Regions from separate parts of the Homo sapiens genome. Here region 1 is linked to region 2. Evidence: read pairs that join two places in POLR2A ChIA-PET (ENCODE). Cell type or tissue: GM12878. All regions are shown on one strand. Links, peaks and the distances in the headings refer to the core of each region. The heading gives the core; the rest is flanking DNA.

What was found. ChIA-PET counts read pairs that join two places held together with the same protein. Peaks named below come from ENCODE experiments on the same cell type or tissue, not always from the same donor. Only the 100,000 strongest peaks of a DNase experiment are listed, where the experiment ranks them.
Region 1: POLR2A ChIA-PET joins it to region 2 with 12 read pairs; 2 of 35 experiments call an interaction of 5 or more read pairs at or near these places.

The regions. Positions count from the first base shown.
Region 1 is chr19:57,431,818-57,434,729 of GRCh38, forward strand. It overlaps a transcript of ZNF749 not described here. Among named protein-coding and RNA genes, the nearest start is that of ZNF749, 2.1 kb to the right of the region's middle. In GM12878, for the core only: no CTCF peak of the experiment used is centred there; no DNase peak of the experiment used is centred there; H3K4me3 peaks cover 119 bases.
Region 2 is chr19:57,663,235-57,666,146 of GRCh38, forward strand. It overlaps a transcript of ZSCAN4 not described here and the pseudogene TPRG1LP1. Among named protein-coding and RNA genes, the nearest start is that of ZSCAN4, 4.2 kb to the right of the region's middle. In GM12878, for the core only: no CTCF peak of the experiment used is centred there; no DNase peak of the experiment used is centred there.

The DNA.
Region 1 (2,912 bases), core at 199-2,698, 230 kb before region 2:
AGTTTTTTTTGTTTTTGTTTTTTTAACGGAGTTTCACTCTTGTTGCCCAGGCTGAAGTGCAATGGCGTGATCTTGGCTCACTGCAACCTCTGCCTCCTGGATTCAAGCAATTCTCCTGCCTCAGCATCCCGAGTAGCTGGGATTATAGGCGCATGCCTGGCCAATTTTGTATTTTTTAGTAAAGATGGAGTTTTTAGTAAAGATGGGGTTTCTCCATGCTGGTCAGGCTGATCTCGAACTCCGGACCTCAGGTGATCTGCCTGCCTCGGCCTCCCAAAAGGCTGGGATTACAGGCATGAGCCACCGCGCCCAGCCTATGCTTGAGTTTTACCCTATTATTATCCTCTTCATGACAATGCTTTAAGAAAGTACATCACTAAACTGTTACATATAAGATAGCAAAAAGAGATGAAAAGAAATGGTGTGATACTATCAAGGATGGCAATGTCACGGGAGCCAATTAAAAAAAAAAAGGAGGCGGGGCGCGGTGGCTCACACCTATAATCCTAGCACTTTGGGCGTCTGAGGCAGGCAGATCACCTGAGGTCAGGAGTTCGAAACCAGCCTGGCCAATGTCTCTACTAAAAATACAAAATTAGCCAGGTGTGGTGGCACGAGCCTGTAGTCCCAGCTACTCGGGAGGCTGAGGCAGGAGAATTGCTTGAACCTGGGAGGTGGAGGTTGCAGTGAGCTGAGATCCTGCCATTGCACTGCAGCCTGGGCAACAGAGTGAGACTCTGTCTTAAAAAAAAAAAAAAAAAAAAAAAGGTGGGGGGGACTAAACAGAGTCTAAATAGCCAAGAAACCCAGTGCAAAGACAGTAGTGTTCAAACTTGTTGCTAACTTAACATGTCATCATGGATTTGACAAGGTGTGAAGAGCAAAGCATAAAGGACCTCTGTGGTTACTATACCTGTTTGATGACTATGGCCCATGGTGATGAACAGGTTAGACGTTATTTCACTGGGACCTCTGTAAGTATGATACATTGTAACATAATTTCTACAATGGTCACATCTAATTATATCAATCCTTTGTTCACTGCACCTTCATTAGTAAGAAGTATGCTTAATGGTAGCATTCATGGACTGCAAACAGACAACTTGGAAATAAATGAAGACCCAAATGAGAACAAACATAGCCTATTAAATCAGACCACACCGTAGTAAAGGAGTCATCCACAATCTCTTGCACTCAGCAGAGCTTGAAAGGCAAGCAGAGGTGTAAAAAGCTTCATAGTAGATAAAAGGTAAAGTATTAGGTATGCCATGACTGGAGGCTATAGTCTTGAGGAGTGTGTGTGTGTGTGTGTGTGTGTGTGTGTGTGTGTGTGTGTGAAGGGGTTATTTAGAAGGTTGACATCCTATGTGATTGGCTAGTGATGCACTGACTTTCTCCAGTTGGTCCTAAGTTGAACATATGGGCAACAATTAGAAAGCTGTCAGTTCTTAGTCATGTCTTAGCCATTTTAAGCGAGTTGTTATGTGGGATGTTGTCTGGCTTCCTGGCCTTGTTGCTAGACATAGTATTCTGACTTGGGAGTGGTTACTGTAGATACCACATTAGATTTCTGAATGGGTTGGTGTAGATTATGGGTCAGAGTCAATTTTTATATTTGGTGTAGCCGTTGTCCATTTGTATAGCAAATTTCTCACACCTAAATAAGGAACTATCCACGTTAGTGGGATTTCTTATTTTTAACTGGTTATGTTGAAAATTAGTTTAATATTCATTAATTTCCCACAACCCTTTCAAAGGTTTGTTTTTGCCAGACCTTCAGTTGGGCAGAGTTAATTTTTCCTTTTTTTTTTTTTTTTAAACTGGTTGGCAAACTAAATTGTAACGCTTTGGCCAAAAAATAGCCCTTTCCTTTTCTGAATATAAAGAGAATGGGTTTTAATTTTTGGTCTTTTCTTTGTTCTTCCTTCACTAATCCTGCAGAAGAGACCATAAGGCATTATCCAAATCTTCATTTGTTGGGGGCATGGTTTTCAGGTAGTATTGCCACCACCTGATGGCAATACTATTGCTACTCAATTTTTCTCTCACTGCTACTCAATTGCAGTGAGAGAAAAATAGCTCTAAATGCCGACTTTTTGTAGTGCATTGTAAAAAGCTGAATAAAGCCAGGGACGGTGTCCTGTACCTACAGTCCCAGCTGCTCTAGAGGCTGAGGTGGGAAGATAGCTTTAGCTCAGGAGCTGAGGCCTTATCATAAGGCCTTATAAGACTACCTGGAGGCTTCATCTGCATGATATAACCTTGGTCTTCACAACCCCTTGTCTTTTTTTGTTTTTGAGACGGAGTTTCGCTCTTGTTGCACGGGCTGGAGTACAATGGCGAGATCTCGGCTCACCGTAACCTCCGCCTCCCGGGTTCAAGCGATTCTCCTGCCTCAGCCTCCCGAGTAGCTGGCATTACAGGCATGTGCCACCATGCCCGTCTAATTTTGTATTTTTAGTAGAGATGGGGTTTCTACATGTTGGTCAGGCTGGTCTCGAACTCCCAACCTCAGGTGATCCGCCCACCTCGGCCTCCCAAAGTGCTGGGATTACAGGCGTGAGATACCACGCCCGGCCCACAACCCCTTAACCCAGACAACCATTTCTACTGATTCCAGGTCTTTAGATACAAACTCTTTCAACCAATTGCCAATCGGAAAATCTTTGAACCCACCTGACCTGGAAGCCCCGCCCCTCCCTTCCAGTTGCGCCTTTCCAGAGGAATCCAATGTACATTTTACATGTATTGATTGATGTCTTACGTCTTCCTAAATTGTTAAAACCAAGCTGTAGATGGGCCACCCTGGGCATATGTTCTTAGGATATCTTGGAGCCGTGTCATGGGCCATTAGTCACTCATATTTGTCTCAGAATAAATCTCTTCAACTATTTCACAAAGTTCCACCCTTT
Region 2 (2,912 bases), core at 280-2,779:
TTTAAAGCTAAGACCTGAGGCAAAAAAAAATCACTTCTATATTTCAACTAATACTATTTTATTACTAGGTAATAAGTCCCAATATTTACATTTATGTACACATACACACACATTTCCTTTCTATACCATTAAGATAATGGTAGACCTTTATGTCAGGAAAATGCTATAGGCTGGGGGCGAGTGGCTCACGCCTGTAATCCCAGCACTTTGGGAGGCCGAGGCGGGAGGATCACTTGAGCCTAGGAGTTCGAGGCCAGTCTGCACAACGTGGTAAAACCATGTCTCTAAAAAAAAAAAAAAAAAAAAAAAAAAATTAGCTGGGCGTGGTATCATGAGCCTGTAATCCCAGCTACTTTCAGCTACTCGGGAGGCTGAGGTGGGAGGATTTCTTGAGCCTGGGAGGCAAAGGTTGCAGTGAGCCCAGATCCCACCACTGTACTGCAGCCTGGGTGACAAGAGTGACAACCTGTCTCAAAAAAAAAAAAAAAAAAAAGCTATTGGTAATTGAATTTATCTTTATTGAACAAATCCTCTTCATTGCATGCTTTAAATTTTGATTTGTTTAAATTTTATTGAATTGTAATAAAACGATTTTGAAATTACTAGAGAAGCCCAGGCGCTGTGGCTCACGCCTGTAATCCCACCACTGTGGGAGGCCAAGGCAGGCGGATCACCTGATGTCAAGAGTTCGAGACCAGCCTGACCAACATGGTGAAACCCCGTCTCTACTAAAAACACCAAAAAACAATTAGCCGGGCTAGCTGAAGGCACCTGTAGTCCCAGCTACTCAGGAGGCTGAGGCAGGAGAATGGCTTGAACCCGGGAGGCGGAGGTTGCAGTAAGCAGAGATCGTGCCATTGCAGTACAGCCTGGGCGACAGAGAGAGTCTCCGTCAAAAAAGAAAAAGAAGAGAAAAGAAAAAGAGAAAGGAAGGAAGGGAGGAAGGGAGGAAGGGAGGACGAGAGGAAGGGAGGAAGGGAGGGAGGGAAAAGAAATTCCTGGGCAGATGAAAGTGAGGGGTCGGGGGTCGGGGTCGGGCGCGGCGATGCCGCAGCTGCGGGGCTCGGTGGACTCGGCGAGCAAGAGCCCCAGGACGCTGCTGGCGGCGGGCGAGGAGCTGGGGCGCGGCGCGGGGCGGCTCTAGGCGCTGTGGCCGCTCAGCGTCTGGGACCCAGCGCCGCCCAGGTCAGGGAATCCTTGGTGTTCCCGCCCCGCAGCACCCGGGGCGGGGGAGGAGTCGGCGCGGTCGTGCGGCCGTGGAGGACAGCGAGACCCGGGGCTGCGGCTGCAGGCCGAGGGGCCCCTGGGACAGTGAGAAGCAGCGGCGGGAGCTAGTCACGGGGCAGGGAGCGCTCAGCGGTAAAGACGGCTTCATCTGACTCCAGGGCTGGCAGGCGGCCCGGATGGCATGCCGTCTCCTGCGGAGAATTCCAATTTCCCCCTAAATCGCTCAACAAGCGAGAAGGTTTTGGGATTCGAATTCAGTGGGGCAAGCGAAGTCGCCTTTCCTTCTTAAACAGATGGAATCCCTGGTCCACAAACGTACCCTGTGCCAATTTCATACAACACGCTATGGCTGCTGCGGATGAGAACACAGCAACTCTGCCAGATGAAAAGCTTCAAGGCTCTGTGAATCCAAGGTCAAAAACGCCAAAAAGGAAAGTCCTTTTCCAGGACAAGCGCACGCGTGCTGGTCGTGGAGCGCCCCCTCCTCATGGAGACCGGCCTGGGATTGATGTCCTTCATTAACAATGAGGCTAAACTGGGCTATTCCATGACTGACCAGGGGCAAAATAGGCTTTTAGCCAGCGGCATTCTGGGAGCTCTCCCCACTAAGAAGGCCAAGGGATGTGGGGTCTGAGAGCCTGGCAGTCCTCATGCAAAGCCGCTGCTGGCTGGAAGCATAGGGGTCTTTTACCTTTTGGGATCTCTGCACGATTAGAATAGTAAAGTGGATAGTAATTGCATATTGCACTCTGCTAATGCAAGCTACAGACAAAAGCAAAAAGAATCTAGCTGCCACTGTGCTGCTAGGATTCCATTTTCTGTAACTTCAGTTCTGATACTTTTCCTGGAGTGTATCTACTTGGCTTCTGGCGGTTCTTCCCATCCCAGCCACTCCAGCAGGCTAAATCCCGCAGCACACCCCTTACCATTTGTGTAGGCTGCTAAATACAGGGAGGCACCTGGTATCTCCAGTGTCTGCAGACACAAATATGTTTACACTTGGTGTCAAATTTTGTATTTTAAATTTTAATACTTTTTTTTTTAAAGCTCATACAAAAGCAGCCAGCAGACAAGTTCACTGACATCAGTCTGCACCTGTCAGCTCCTGGGTGAATCATTGTTCTTTTGTAAATGTGTGTTTGACCTAAAGTCACCCTTTTTCTAAAATTAATCCAAGGCCGGGCGCGGTGGCTCACTCCTGTAATCCCAACACTTTGGGAGGCTGAGGCGGGTGGATCACCAGATCAGGAGTTCGAGACCAGCCTGACCAAAATGGAGAAACCCCATCTCTACTAAAAATACAAAATAAGCTGGGCAGCCCACGTCAGTAATCCCAGCTACTCCGGAGGCTGAGGCAGGAGAATTGCTTGAACCCGGGAGGTGGAGGTTGTGGTAAACCGAGATCGTGCCACTGCACTCCAGCCTGGGCAACAAGAGTGAAACTCCGTCTCAATAATAATACTGATACTTAAAATATCTTTGCGAGGCCCAAGTAGGTTTACAGAAAATCATCTTAGGACAATTTTTTAATTTGAGAAAGTCACTTTGGCAGTTCTTTGCACACAATTTTGACAAGTGTATGTATTATAAGTTGTATTGTATTCATATTTAAAAGGAAATTGGGTAGTTTGCCTTTTGAAGAATGCGCTTTTTAAAAAGGAACCATATCAGATCCTTATGAAGCA